2 separate regions of the Homo sapiens genome follow, and region 2 is linked to region 1. The links are chromatin contacts, found by Hi-C or POLR2A ChIA-PET in ENCODE. All regions are on one chromosome and are shown on one strand. The core of a region is the stretch at or near the end of the contact, and the rest is flanking DNA. Distances in the headings are between cores, read along the strand shown.

Region 1 (7,856 bases), core at 3,856-6,355:
CTCCATTGGTAGAAATTGCATAGTGGCTTAAGAGACAGTTAGCCAGCTGCCATTTTAATATCTTCATGTTTCCAAGTTGTTAACTACACGTTTCCCAAATCCTAACTTTATATCACAGTATTGGTTAAGAGTCTTGGAACAAATAAGGATACTGAATTGGCTTCAAATTTGACATGTTAAAACTCTCTTAAATTCATCACTTTCCAACAAAGCATTGATCTGGAAGTTCAGTAGATTGCCCATTCCTTGGGAAGGGAGATGAAGAATTGTGAAACCAAAATGCAGTGCCTCTAATAAGGTGTCAACAGCGGACAGGTGTGCAGAAATGACACAAAATGGGCTTCCCAGTCACAGACAAGCTGTGTAACTGAGCCCGGTTATGCCTGGATTCAATTGCTAATGGAGAGATGAATATCATTATGTAAGTCTAAAGAAGAAAGATATGCTAAGTCAAGTATTTGAAGATGCTTTTCTTTAAGCCACTTCTATACTAATAACAGTTTCCAGGCAGCTGGATTGTTTCTCTCTATAGCTGGAAAATGGAAATATATCCAAGTTATTTGCATTTTGGAAAGGCTAAAAATTATCCACTCTTTTCAAATCCCATCAGCTTGGCCACACAGACTGGTTTCATCTGTGTTGCAGATTTCTTTATGAGGTCAAAGTAGCAGACATGAATGAAAGTTCACTTCTTTATTCTCTCCACTCTCTTCAGTTGTAGGGTCCCTAAAGGTAAAATAACTAATACAAAACAAATTTTAAAAAGTGGAAGCTTTTTCTTTCCTCTCCACTTTTTGGCCATTTTTGTTTTTATTAGGACAGACAGGATAAAAGAAAAATGAAGCTCAAATATAACTGATGCTTGTTAGCAATTTAAAAAGACAATTTAAACTGTTTTATAAAATCAGATATTTAATATTTGGATCAGATATGTGGGAGGGGGGAAGGCTATATATTTTTGGACTTCTTCCTTTTTGTCATATAAAGCTCCAAATTGATTTTATCTTTGTTGTTTTTGTGGATGGAGATGAGTACTACAAAATTGACCAATTTAGTATGTCAGGGAATGAAGAGGTTCCCCGGTCAATGTTACAGCCTGGTTCCTGGAAAAAGAGCCTGCAAGCGTGCATTGCTAATTCCCATTCACACACTGACTTGGCGCAATTTGCTGTGCTGTTGTATGCAATGATCTGCATCAATGACACTGGCCAAGGGAGAAGCAGAAACAGAAATGAGGACATGTAACTTTCAAGAAAGGAAGAGTATCATTAAAATGAAAATTTCTCTGTTGCAAACATCATAGAGAAAATGTGCAATCCCAGGCCAATAAGCAAATCTTTGCCCAAAATAAACATATTTCTTCTGCTACATCTCACTGCGGCCCTTAGAAAAACCGTACCAATGACTTATCTTACTGGAGGTGTTAATACCACCAACATATTTTATTCCTTCCTTCAGTTTTTCCAGTTTCTTTACCAGCAGTATCTGAACTTTTCATTTAGGAAACACCATTCTTCATGGTGCTTATGAAAACAGGAGGTGCCTGAAGGAGGCTGAGAAGAGGTTTGCAGCTTCTACTGTCCTTGATAGGGGAGGGGAGGGGAGACTGCATGCCATCTGATATTCAATTCCTCAACCATACTGGCAATTTGTTTTGGCTAGAACATTTAAAAGTGTAATAGCTCCACTGGGTTTCCTTATTCCACTTCTCAGATTTCAGAAAATCTTTATAATTCCTGAGTAGTTGCAGTGAGTGTGTAGAAAGACACCATCATCAACATAAGGATTCAAAAGGCAACTGTTGGGCAGTAGGACCATCACCTATGACCTCTGGGCCCCCACCGTCATCATAAACATCCACTTCTGCTTGGCCACACTTTTTCTTATTTCTTTTTCCCCAGTAAGCTGCCACTTATTGAGATAAAAGCCATACAGCACACCTCCTAACCTGGTTTTTGATACTTCATGGGCCTGATGCTTTTTTTTTTGAAACGGAGTCTCACTGTCGCCCAGGCTGGAGTGCAGTGGTGCTATCTCGGCTAGCTGCAAGCTCCACCTCCTGGGTTCACGCCATTCTCCTGCCTCAGCCTCCCGAGTAGCTGGGACTACAGGCGCCCACCACCACGCCCGGCTAATTTTTTGTATTTTTAGTAGAGATGGGGTTTCACCGTGTTAGCCAGGATGGTCTCAATCTCCTGACCTCGTGATCCGCCCCCGCTTGGCCTCCCAAAGTGCTGGGATTATAGGCATGAGCCACCACGCCCGGCCCGGGCCTGATGCTTTTTACCTAACGTGTCTGTAGTGTAATTTATGATGTACTTTGTGTAATTTATGTAACTTATGATATTGTGTGCTCTGATGCTGTCAATTGCTCATGCAAGAATCTGAACTACTGTCAAACTGTGTCCTCAGATTTAATGAATATTGTCTAAGAGGAGACAAAGTTGTTTGTAAGTTAAGGGTTCTTAGAGTTACTACTAAGTCAGGTGTGTCTGGTTAGATGCAGCATAGCAAACTGGTTACTCTCCTTTCTAGTTCAGGGAGGGCTATGCCTAGAACAGCCACTTAAAGCCTGCTGGCAGGATGTGCTTAAGCTGCCAAATGGCATCCCGATCACCTCCTCTCCAGGAAAAGTTCAGATCCTCCTGCTACACTGAACACAAGCTCAACAGCATTTTAGAGGGATCATTTTCAAGGCCTCCAGATTATTTTAGATGAACTTCCTTGAACAAATTGTCATTGACCTTTACTGAGCATCAATTTGAGTTAAAAATGAAGGCTGTGTCAGCAACGTGGTACATTGGTGGACTTGGGAGGGGGCATCCCAGATACATGATGCAGGGTTCAGAATAGGTGAGAATAATGAAGATTCTGCCATGGTGTCTTACAACACTAACATCATACATCGACTAGTGTGACAAAACCACTAGGTTTCCCCAACCGAGGCAGGCAAACCTTGCTTTGTAGAAATAGGTATTTTACTGCAAAGTTTTAGTCTGTTCACTAGGATGAAATCCAAAGTGGGCTGTATTTGTCTAACTCTCAAATTAAGTGTTCTCACTCATTATTCTTCAGCACTGGTTCCTGAAGGGTTACGTGGCCACAGTGGCAGCCCTGCTTACCTTCACTGATTTCTCGTAAGCATCCTACTTACAGACCAAAGTGGACTGCAATGAGTACACCTCAAACCTCCCGCTGCTCTCACCATCAAGCCTATAAGGATTGAGACTTCTGCTGGCCCCACATAACTCAAAAGAGCTGAATTATATGGCATGGGTAAAACTGGCACTTTTCTTGTGCATGATAACACTAGAAGGAGCATACAATGGTTATAAGTGGAATCAGTTTTTAATTGATCCGTTCTTTTGGTTGTCTTCAGAGTTAAGTGAAAATGAAGAGAAACTATGTAAGAAAGCAGCATAAAAAGCTTCTTGCTCACAAGCAACTTCAAGCCTTTTTAGTCATGCATGTTCCTTCTCGGCTTTTCTGTTTTGCTTGTCTCGTTCCTTCATTGTGAATTTTAAAAATCCAACCATGTTACCATATTCCTTTCAGTTGCACCAGTAGAAAAGGCGGTTAGCACCTGCATGAATATGGCTTCTGTGACTTGATTTGATCCTGACTGCAGTCTTCATTCTCGAAGCTGACATTAGATTAGGATATGGTGCTGCTTTCATTACTGGATCTATTATAGAAGCATTCCTGAGGGGCTGCTGGCTGGCAGGCATATCCTGGGAAGATGCTCAGGCACCTGGCAAGTCCAGGGGTTCTGGAAAGATGCTGGGGCAAGGGGCAGGCCACATGTGGAGGCTGGATCAGGAAGGAATTTAAGATTTCTGCTCATCTCTGGACTGTCCTCCACCAATTGGGGGGAGAAAGCTCGGCCTCTTCAAGGCCTAAAAATGAGTCTTTGATCATATTGTCCATTCATCTCCAGTCCTCTTTCTTCACCCCTCACAAGATTTCAGAGACGTGGCTTAAAGACAAAAGTGTCAGAGAGGTCAAAGGTGGTTTCCTTATGTGACTCAAGAGCCAGGGTCAGAAAGAGCTGCCTGTGAACAATATTCCACTTGGAAGTTTTCTATTAATGTAATTACTTTCATTTTGATGTAAGGAACCTTTTTTCTGCCCTTCAGTTTTTTTGACATTAAAGAGTCCTGCTTCATCCTACTTCACATGCCTATCAGCCAAGGTCATGAGCAGGTGCTGTGAGTTGCATTTGCTCTCCTGTCTGGAAACTGCCTCCTGGGGATGGGGGTCGTCCAGCTGCACAGTCACAGCACATAACGTAGAACTCGGCTGCGTATCAACACAACATTGCCCATTCATGAACGGTCCAAAATGTAAAAGGTGCTCTGCCGCTGGGTCTCTTGTCCAAGCACACCCAAGGCTGTGCTTGCTCAGGTATTACATTTTCTCCTGGGAGTTGGGGTGCAGAATCTCTGCTGGCCCAGAAAAACCACAAAGGACCGATGTAAAAACAAGAATGGGCCTCACTTAACAACTGATGTCAACTCCTTGCATGGTAACTTGTTCTCCAGGATGAAGTTTATGGCTATTTGTCTCCCTCTCTCCACCCAGGTATGATTCTGTTTTTTCTCCTTTTCATCACGTAAACCATAACAACAAAAAATCATTTTTTTAGTCTGGATAATACATGTTCTTGGACCTCTTCAAGAATAGTTTTGGTGAGTTGCAACATTATTGGAGAGAAAGATGCTGCAGGATTTTGCTGCAACAGGATCAAAACTAAGACCAATAATCAAAACAGCAGTGTGTAACGACAAAGACTTGAACTCTCCCAAGGCAACTGTCCTCAATGATCTTTTCTCTCTTCTGTGACAATGTGACATATATCAAGCTTTGGTTATAAAGCTGGAAATCTCAGCTTTTAAAAAAATTTTGGAAACATTTTGGTATTTCTTCTGCTCTTAGAGTGGACTTTGGGCTTCCACAAGAAACAGTCATCAAATATTTCTGCAATGTTCCCTTAAATAGTTTTCCATTGTTCCTGCGGCTTAATGAGGGACTTCTTAAAGAAGGCATGGGGCACTCTCTGCAGATGACCTCAGAAAGAGATGAGCAAAAACAAACATTTAGTGACACATCTTTCAAGAACGTCCTGCAACCCTGTGGTCACAAAGAGTATGCGTGCAAGGTCCTCCACCTCCAGTGCCATCATTTCCATGTGTCTTCATCTTAGTTAGTGGTCACACTGGCTTCCTTCTGACGCAGTCTTTCTTTCTGTTAAGGAAAAAAAAATGAATGTATCATTTTCTTTCATCTTTCTCAAGTTTTGATACATTTCTCAAATTTTGGTCTAGAATGCTGAGTTTCCGGAATTGTGCCAAATGGCCTAGAAATGAGAGTACCTCTACTGCTTTCCCTAAGCTCTTAGTTATCTGCCCCTCCCTACCTATCACCCTTACTCCCCAGAAAAACAAACAAGAAATCAATAACCAGCCAATCTACCAACTACATCCATCTAAAACACGGGCCTTTACCATGCCAGGGTGGTCTTTTCTGTTCTCTTCTTTTGTGACAAAGACCCTAACTTTGTAGTGTTACTCAAGGACCCCTTCCGTCCCTACCTTTGGCTCATTGATGGAATTAGAGAATGCCCAAGAAGATATGAAAAAAAAAATTACTATTTCCAATGATCAACTTGGCAGAACTCAACAAAAGCCATGCAAAATGGGAGATGACCAGATTTAGTCTCTGCAGAATGGCAGAAGTTCCCGATTTGCCATGGATGTTATGCTCTTCATTCTCCGAGCTTCCTCCTCAGAGACTGCCTTCTAAAGGGAAGGACATGGACATCTGCTGGGAAGACGTAAGAATACACAGGAGCACACTACACAGAAACATGGACCCCCATGGTATCTGTGACACTAGGGAAGCACACATATCAGTATGGTAAGGATGGTGTGCCTGCTCTGGGAGGAGGGTAAATAGAAGGCTAAAATGGAAAAGGGAGAAGTATACTCTTTTGGAATGAGCAGATGCAGAGAGAAGCCTTTGAGAATGGATCCTTAGCTGCTTATGAGCTATGAGATATGATGTTGCAGTGAATTACTAAATTGGCCTAGATATAAACTTAAGTTGATGATTTTTCGACACCCATCCTAAATTTGGACCCCATCCCTAACTTGCGAAATTGAATCAGGAATCAGTTTACAAGCTCTTCCCTGATTTCCACCCACCCACCCACACAGACAATAAAATAAGCAGCCCCAACAAGCCCAGGATCACAACTGGGAGCTTGCTCACAGGGGAGGTCGTAAACCCACTGTTTCCCTTTTGTCTATATGGCTGACCCCATTCTCTCTGCCTTGGGGGAACAAGCTTGGCTGTAAAAGTCTGGATAGAGGCCCAAATAAAAGGTCTGAGGAAGAGGGAGAGGCTCATGAAGGAAGAAGACAAAAATCAGGGTTCAGCCGACTGCCACTGAAAGTCATACAAATGAATGTCATAAATATACCATCAAACGGGTACAAAGGACATGTCCGGTTAGGTAGGGGCCATGTGCTCAACCATGGCTTTCCCCGACCAAAAAGTATAGCCCGGACTTCTCCATTTCTCATTCATCAACCTCATGCAACATTCATTTAGCTGCTCATGGGGTTGTTGGGAGAAACATTATGGTCAATCAACAGAAATAATCTCACTTTGTAACTTAGAACCCATTTATATTTTCAAAGGATTTGAAGCATCCAGCAAAAAGGTACTAATAATCTAAAAGGATAAAGTAAGTAGTTGTTGGACATCAGGGCCCAGAGAGGACAGAGTTTGAAAAATCCGAGAGAGGAGGGTGATACTTCCACTTCCCACTCATTGCCATTCCCCATTGCAGGGTCAACCAAAGCAGCTGAAATTCACAGCAACAAGGAAAACAACTAATATTTATTGAGCTCTTATTATGTGTTAGGCATTTTACATGTCTTTTCTCAGTTTTCTCAAAATAACCCCAAAAAAAAAGTAGTATGTTCTTTTCATGGAAGAGAAAGAAACAAAGTAACTTCACTAAGGTTTTACAACTATTTAAGTGGCAGAGCTGTGATCTGAACCCAGGCCATTTCATTCTCGGCATCCTGGGATCCTAACCATGTAGCTATTCTGACTATTGTCCGTAACACCTAGGTGGAGATTCATTGTGATCTCTACTGAAAACTGGACTTTGGAGGACAACGCAATCTCACATATAGGAAGGCTGGGGAGACTGCTGGTTTCCAGCATAGGGAGAGATGTCAGGAGACCCAGAATCTGGTCCTGGCTTTTGTTATCCACTTGCTAAGTGACCCTGGGTAGGCTGTATCTTTCTGCACTTCAAATTTTCCAACTATCAAAATAGGAGAATCCCTGCCTCTTTCTTTAATGGGGAAAAGGAACTGAAGAGAATGAATATATTTAAACATTTTGAGAAAAAGATACTTTGAGATAAGGGTGACTGTACTGCGGGTAGGGTGTGGAAGGATGTGAAATGGTAAGTGACTAAATTTGGTTTATCAGAAATGACCTATGTTGAGTTTACAGGAAAAACATATAAAGCTATGTTTTGTACCTCCACCCACACATACTTTTTTTTTTTTTTTTTTAACCATATGCTACTCTGGGATGGGAACTGAGAATCTGGATACTATGTTTCATCTCTGAGCTTTAGCCCTTCCTGGGCGCACCTCAATTTTCATGACAATCGTTAGATTATGTTGAAAAATATATCTCACCAGGCTAGCAGTGGGATTGATTTTCTTTGTCTCCACTTTCTTCTCTGAAGTCAACTTGCTGACTGATTCCTGAGCCATTTTCAATCTGAAATAGAAATAGGGAAAAGACAGGGGAGAGAGGGAAAAGAAAGG
Region 2 (7,856 bases), core at 4,014-6,513, 36 kb after region 1:
TACTAAGTTCTAGGGTACATGTGCACTACGTGCAGGTTTGTTACATATGTATACATGTGCCATGTTGGTTTGCTGCACCCATCGACTCGTCATTTACATTAGGTATTTCTAATACTATCCCTCCCCCAGCCCCCCACCCCCCAACAGGCCCCAGTGTGTGATGTTCCCCACCCTGTGTCCATCTGTTCTCACTGTTCAACTCCCACCTATGAGTGAGAACATGCAGTGTTTGGTTTTCTGTCCTTGTGATAGTTTGCTGAGAATGATAGTTTCTGGCTTCATCCGTGTCCCTGCAAAGGGCATGAACTTACCCTTTTTTATGACTGCATAGTATTCCATGGTGTATATGTGCCACATTTTCTTAATCCAGTCTCTCATTGATGGACATTTGGCTTGGTTCCAAGTCTTTGCTATTGTGAATAGTGCCACAATAAATATACATGTGCATATATCTTTATAGTAGCATGATTTATAATCCTTTGGGTATATATCCAGTAATGGGATCACTGGGTCAAATGGTATTTCTAGTTCTAGATCCTTGAGGAATCACCACACTGTCTTCCACAATGGTTGAACTAATTTACACTCCCAACAGTGTAAAAGCGTTCCTATTTCTCCACACCTTCTCCAGCATCTGTTGTTTCCTGACTTTTTAGTGATCGCCATTCTAACTGGAGTGAGATGGTGTGTCATTGTGGTTTTGATTTGCATTTCTCTGATGACCAGTGATGATGAGCATTTTTTCATGTGTCTATTGGCTGCATAAATGTCTTCTTTTGAGAAGTGTCTGTTCATATCCTTTGCCCACTTTTCGATGGGGTTGTTTTTTTCTTGTAAATTTGTTTTTCTTTGTGGATTCTGGATATTAGCCCTTTGTCAGATGGGTAGATTGCAAAAATTTTCTCCCATTCTGTAGGTTGCCTGTTCACTCTGATGACAGTTTCTTCTGCTGTGCAGAAGCTCTTTAGTTTAATTAGATCCCATTTATCTATTTTGGCTTTTGTTGCCATTGCTTTTGGTGTTTTAGTCATGAAGTCTTGATAACAGACATAGCTAATAGTGGCCAAATAATTTATTGTTTCCTCTGGGATACTTTTGAGAGTAATGTTAATAATTACACCTAGGCAAAGACATAAATTAGGGAAATCTTGGGTAGATCACGACATGTGGTCCCTCTTGCACGTCTCATCATGTTCCCCCTTACTCTAAACATTATAAATCCAGTAGCATTTGCAGCAGTGCTGCTCAGAGTCATGGGAATCTTGCCGCATACTGCCTCCACACCCACAGGCCCTTTTGGCAGTCTAGGGAAGCCCATGGACTCTTGTCAGAATAATGTTTTCATAAGGTTACTAAGAAAATCAGTGATACTAAGATACAATTCTGAATCCACAGGTTAAGAACCTATGTTCTTTCTATAGGATTATCAAGAGGTTTCATTTTGGGGTGGTTCTTTTATATATCCTTCTCTACAATCAGAAGATATATTATTATATATGAAAATACCACTCTCACACTTTAAAATATCCAGAAAAATAGGAAAGTTGTTAACATAAGCTACAACATAAGTTGTTATGTTATTATGTAACATGTTATTATGTAACATAAGCCTTCAGATTCCTTTAATTTAGGGCTACAATGATGTAAAATGAACGAAAATAAGTAAGTCTCGTATCTAGGATCTATGCTGTGATACTTCATGAAAGATAAGGGATTTTGAAACATCACCCTTTTATTAAACCTGGCCCTACCACTTACTATCTGTATGACTTTGGCAAGTTAGTTAAGACCAAATGCTTAGTTATTGCCTCATCTGTCCCATGAGAACAGCCATAGTGACCATTATCATACAGCTGCTGTAAAGATTTAATGAGATAATACATGCAGAGTGCTTAGCACATAATGTGTGCTCAATATAGGCCATGGCAGGTATTAATACTACATTACCATAATCTTCCTCATTGATTTTAAAATGTAAAGGCTCCCCTGCTCAAAACCTTCCAATGGCTTGTCTTGCCATCAGCCTTGACATAGTATCTACAGTCTTCAAAATGCTCTAGAAGGCCCTGCACTTAAGTCGGCTCCCTGGCTGTTTGGTGGCATTACCTCCTCTTTCCCACACCCCTTCCTTTCCAGCTTCGCTGGCAGCTGCCTCTGGCTTGAGCGCACTGAGCGTGCACATTGGAGGATCTTTGCACTTGCTGTTCCTCCTCTCTGGGACACCCTGACCACAGTCTGCACGATGGGCTCCCTCACTGCATTGAGGTCTCAGCAGAAGTATCTCCTTCTCCAGCTTCCGTAAATAAAAGACCATCCCTTGCCACTCATCATCTTCCTACTACCCCTCCACACACACCCTCTACCCCTACCTTCCTTCCATAGCCTTCCCACAGCCTCTATCTACCTAACAGACTATTCCTTTCCTCATGTGTTTATCATGCAACAACTGAATGTAAGCTCTAGGAGGGCAGCAGCTTCACCTGGCTTGCTTTCTGCTGTAGCCTTAATTGTAGAAAACTGGCTATATGTTAAAGCAATCATTTTAGCTTAAAAATGCATATATTGGATAAAGCTTGCTTAAAAAGAGATATACTGGCTTTCCTGAAAAAACTTTATATTTAGAATATGAACATAAGCTAAAGAAGATTGAGAGGCTAATGTTGTATACCATTATCTCTAAATGTAGTATATTTCAACTAGTAAAACTTATTTTGTTTTATATTAAAATGATTCAGCTTTCATAAGTGCATCATTTTAGGCAGACGGAAGCCATGGCCAGGGCCATCTTTTGCTGTCTGATGTCCCCCCATACTCTTGGCAGGAATTTCTGTGAATTAGTCTGGTACTTAGCCAATCAGATACTGAGAAATGACCTGTGTCTCTCCTAGGTTATCAAGTTCCCCAAAATGTGAAACAAACTAGTGATCTGTTCTTCTCCAGTGATTTTAAGTTATGTGCATAGCCAAACAGGAGGAAAAATTCCTCTGAGGCCCGAGTGATCTTCTTGGACCAGCTCTGCTCTCTCAGCAGATGGTTTCTAACTGGCTACTTCCAAGCTGTGTGTGCTAAGCAGAGTGTGGCCAAGCCATAACTGTATATGAATTTAGTGACAAGAAATACCCTATTCAAACTGAATTGAGCATCAGGTAAGATTTTGCAATACCTCTGTGAATATGGTGATTTGGAGAAACAGAGTCTAAATGTAAAAAGAGGTATTATTAAGAGCCAATGCACACTGCAGAAAACTCTGAGGGTTTAGGGAAAAGGGCCTTCAGGAAAATGAGAAGAAATTAGAGATTTAAATGTTCCCTAATTTTGCCCTTGTACAGATACAAAAGGCATCTACCTTTATGGTGTGACTTGGAAGCTCTAACAGCATGAAATATTTCTCCTACTTGAATGTGTAAAATTTTAAACCAGGCCATTACACATTTTAAGTCTTCAAGATGCTCTAAGCAAAACACAAATACATGACCTGGAAGAACCATGTTTAAAGACTGGAGTCACAAACTCAAATTCTAATACCATCAACAAATAAGGTCACTGTGGGCCAAGTATAAGAATCCCGGTGTTCCAACGTTCTAGTTCTAGCTTTTCAATACGGGAACTATATATCATACAATTGCTCCACAAGAACAATTCTGAAGTTCATAGTTCCACAGCCTACCAAGTGAAGCAGAAATGGCTTTCTATTCCATGGCTATGGGCCCAAGGAATGCAAATCAGAACTCATGATAACTAACTGCCAAGCTTTAACCCTAGCTGTGTCACCTGAGTGTCATGAGCCAATCACAGTGTCCTGTGTTTCAGTCTCCTGCTCTGTCAAATGGAGATGATGATACCTACCCTCCCACATAGTTGCAGCCAGTCTTTGCAGTCAGGTCTTTGACAGTTCAACGTCATGCCATGGCTGCTGGGGGTTCAAGCTTCCAGTGGGTTGGCTGTTTTGCCAGAGTTAAATGAAGTGTAGCATAGAGGAAAGAGCTTGGGTTTTGCACCAGGTGGACCTGGGTTTAATTTCTGCTCTGATACTTATTAACTGGGTGATCGTCAGAAAATCACTTAACTCCACTGAGCCTTATCCGTAAAATGGGAATAATAAGATCTACCTTGCAAAGTGCTTGTGACTATGAGATATACTGAACGTGTGAGATTAATCTAGTGACTGACATATGATGGGCATTCCAGAATGGCAGCCATTTATTGTCTATTGGCTAGAAGCAAATGCTAGTAGTCACTACTCTAGCTTTCTGACTTTTTGGCATGGTTATCACAAAATTGCACACAACATGCTTTCTTTAGAATGTTCATAACTGCTTTCAGTAGACAAGAATTTTGGTTGTTATCATTTATGCTCAAAACTTTAGTGTTTTTTTTTTTTTCATTTCACTCACTGAGCTGATGTCCTTAGCATGGCCTGTAAAAGGCTTTTCTACAAAAGGGTGGTTCCCTATGTCTGACCTAAAGTCATTTTATTTGCTGTTTCAGCTCATTTTGTTTTATTTCATCCTCAGGAGAAAGAGAAAAACTTATTTATAATTTAACAAATAACTGGGAGTCATGGGGGTGGATGTGAGGGGAGAGGTACTTAATGATTACTCTCACCTGTTTTTTCCCCTTAATGACCATGGAGTTCTGTAATCTTTGACCTGATTAACTGGATCACTTCCCCAATACCAAATAAAAGACAATGATACAGGAGTCTTTTTTTGAGAGGTTAAGTTTTCTGAGAGCTAAGATTCCTTCCTTAACCTCTAGGCTCTATATGGTGACCTGTAACAGGTTCCCCTCATTGCACAGTAAATTCAATTCTCTTTGTTGCCACCAAAACTGCCATTTTAGAAGGCAAAGTGAACTATGCCCCTTTTCTGCTTAATGTTCTCACTGGTTCCCCCTCTGAAGACAAAGTGCATTTGCAGTTCACAGTGTGCCCCTCACACCTGCCTCCTGCCATCCCCATACTATCATCCCCAGAGCTCCTGCTGCGTGGGACTCATGGCTGGTCTCTGGACTTAACTTGCTGCATGGTGTCTTTATTTTTGGGCACTTTGCTCCTTCTGTTTCTAATGCCTTCTCTTCCTTGCCCTTCTCCCTTCTCCTACCCTTCTGTTTGAATGTCTTCTCTTTCTTTGAAAACCAAGCTTGAAAATCTCCTCTGAGGGGCCCTCCATGCCTCTCCCCCATAATGTGGTGAGCCGTTCTTTCTGTGGAGATCCAAACACACTATCTCCCCACAATTCCTTATCACAGCACACAGAATGCTATGTCAAGGTCACTGGCTTGCAGCTGGCTTTTCCCACTGGACTCTGTGCTCCTTTCAGAGTTGCAACCAAAATCTGTTTTCAGAGTTTTTCTCTCAACTATTACCTAGCAGGTACTCAAATACTTATTTTTTTTTTTCTTTTGAGACAGGGTCTTGTTCTTTCACCCAGGCTGGAGTGCCGTGATGCAATCTCAGCTCACTGCAACCTCCATCTCCCGGGTTCAAGTGATTCTCCAGCCTCAGCCTCCCAAGTAGCTGGGATTATAGGCACGCACCATGGCTGGCTAATTTTTGTATCTTTAGTAGAGACAGGGTTTCACCATGTTGGCCAGGCTGGTCTCAAACTCCTGACCTCAAGTGATCCATCTGCCTCAGCCTCCCAAAGTGCTGGGATTACAGGCGTGAGCCACCGTGCCCAGCCTTGTGTACTTATTTGACAGATGGAAAAGTACACAACAGAAGAACCCATGTTAGCAGAACACAGTCCCTACTCATTAAGTGCCTGTTTTTTGGCACAGAAATTTCTAATCTTCCATCTTTTGTTTGCAACAAAATAGTGAAGAGTAGAGTAGAACTGAAAAGCAAGAGATTACTATGCCCATCCTATGTCCTGCTTTTAGACTGATACATTAACACAGGCACAAACAGCACTAACACTATAGGGAGGCACAAATAGCATTAACCCTCCAGTTTCGTCTGTATCAGATTGAGTCTTTAAAATATACTATTTTCCACAGTTAACTTTGAAAAAGAGAAAGTTTTTATAAATAAAATGATATTTCCATAAAATATTCAGACTAAGAACATTCACCATTTAAATGTACCCAAATAACCGAAGTTTTTATTCTCAAGAGGGTGGCATTCATACAATGAGAGTGGCTGAAGGAGGAGGCCACTCTTTAAAGAAAGTGGGGCTTTTATGCCAAACGCAATTAAGTCCTATTTATGGATGCCCATCTGGGAGGCAGTAAATTGTGAAATAAGGGGAAGGGATAAGGGTTGGAGTATCTTCCTAGTATTCTTTACACAGTCTATTACACTTTAATATACCATGGTTTATGGACCTGACATGGTTGGTATAAACCAACAGGACGCACAGTTAAGAAGTTGTTTTTATTACAGCTCTACAAATATGGGAGCCGGGTGATGCTAACGAGGAAACAAAGGGACTGCGCTCTGCTTCACGTGGGATCCGTCTGATGTGAGTGTGGCAATCGTTTTCCATTTCTTAGAAAATCCCCGTTGTGCACTTTCCAGGAGAAACAAATGCTTTACACCAACAGAGGCACAGCACGCTGACATCGGAAAGGGATGGCCTTTTAACATTTGAGAGAAGAAAACAACAGATATTTGGAACCAGTTTGTGATGCAGAGTTCTTACCCTTACATTTTTCCTTCTGGTATGCTTGCCCATGGAGGACGATATCCTTGCTGGTCTTCCTAAGTTATTAGTTTTCCTGGTTGTGGTGAAATTAGAAGAGTGATCATTTCTGGTCTGTCAGAGCAAGTGTCTAAGCTGGATGGTAAAGTTGAAGAGTAGAGGGCCACCTGTGAGATTTTCTGTGTAAAGTGTTATGAGGTTGTATAAAGACATGCTGTCAAGGTTCCTAGTGTAGGGTGTAGGATTTCCAGGTCACTTGCCTAAGGCTAAAGTGGACTAGGAAACTAGGCTTTTGGTGAAAGTACCAAGTAAAGGACATTGTGTCACTACACTCTGAAGAGGTCTTCAGAGTCATAAAATAAAAAAAAAAAATCCAGTTAAAAGGAGTCTTCAAATGGTCATCTAGTCTACCTCCCAGGCTGATGTGCTATCCTGGATCCTCTTATTTCCAGTCAGACTTTGCAGACCTTGTCTTTTTCATCATTTTATTTGCTTTTTTTTTTTTTGAGACGGAGTCTCGCTCTGTCACTCAGGCTGGAGTGCAGTGGTGCGATCTCGGCTCACTGCAACCTCCGCCTCCTGGGTTCAAGCGATTCTCCTGCCTCAGCCTTCTGAGTAGCTGGGATTACAGGCACATGCCACCATGCCTGGCTAATTTTTGTAGTTTCGCCATGTTGGCCAGGCTGGTCTGAAACTCCTGACCTCAAGTGATCCACCCACCTCAGCCTCTCAAAAGTGCTGGGATTACAAGCATGAGCCACCACACCCAGCCTTTTTCACCATTTTAATCTGCCATTTCTAGTTGCCCCTTAAGTGAATTGGAGTATTTTATGGACACTAAACAAACAAACAAACAAACAAACAAACAAACAAAACCACGAAATGGTATCACCTAACTTGGGCACCTGGGGCTGTTCTCAACCAGGGTCCTTCATCTGAACTGCAGAACACAGAAAAGGATTTGAGAAGCTATTTTCTCAGTTTCCCCATATACACATCACCGGGAACATTCTAAATGTCTAGGACAATGCCAACTCATTACACACAATGGCAGAGATAGGGCAGTACGACTTAATTCCCTTACACATAGTTGAAAATGTGAGTCCTGAGGCAATCAAACTTACAAGTGACTTATAATATTAAGTCATTTACACTTTTATACAGGCTGAGTACTCCTTATCTGAAATGCCTGAGGCCAGAATTGTTTCCAAT

The links. Hi-C counts contacts between places; a loop is a spot of excess contacts on that map. ChIA-PET counts read pairs that join two places held with the same protein, here RNA polymerase II (POLR2A). Pooled maps may share reads with other maps.
Region 2: a map of A673 shows a loop between it and region 1 (5-fold over the local background). The contact joins two enhancer-like sites. A Hi-C loop is called at or near these places in 2 of 168 maps with a recorded cell type or tissue (A673 and chondrocyte), 1 of 37 single-sample maps with no recorded cell type and 3 of 50 pooled maps. POLR2A ChIA-PET finds 5 or more read pairs at or near these places in 1 of 52 experiments (BJ).

The regions. Positions count from the first base shown.
Region 1 is chr15:32,769,111-32,776,966 of GRCh38, forward strand. It overlaps FMN1 (formin 1), which reads right to left. Exons shown (of 21, transcript NM_001277313.2): 20 at 7,725-7,809; 21 at 1-5,244. The coding sequence ends at 5,200. Among named protein-coding and RNA genes, the nearest start is that of GREM1-AS1, 54 kb to the left of the region's middle. RefSeq lists an enhancer at 4,458-5,657. Within about 2 kb of position 5,106, at least 2 of the 41 ENCODE cell types and tissues checked have a DNase peak (open chromatin) inside an H3K27ac peak, as active enhancers do.
Region 2 is chr15:32,804,533-32,812,388 of GRCh38, forward strand. The region is part of intron 17 of FMN1 (formin 1); the gene reads right to left. It overlaps LOC107984089 (a long non-coding RNA gene), which reads left to right. Exons shown (of 3, transcript XR_002957769.2): 2 at 6,386-6,464. Among named protein-coding and RNA genes, the nearest start is that of GREM1-AS1, 90 kb to the left of the region's middle. Within about 2 kb of position 5,264, at least 2 of the 41 ENCODE cell types and tissues checked have a DNase peak (open chromatin) inside an H3K27ac peak, as active enhancers do.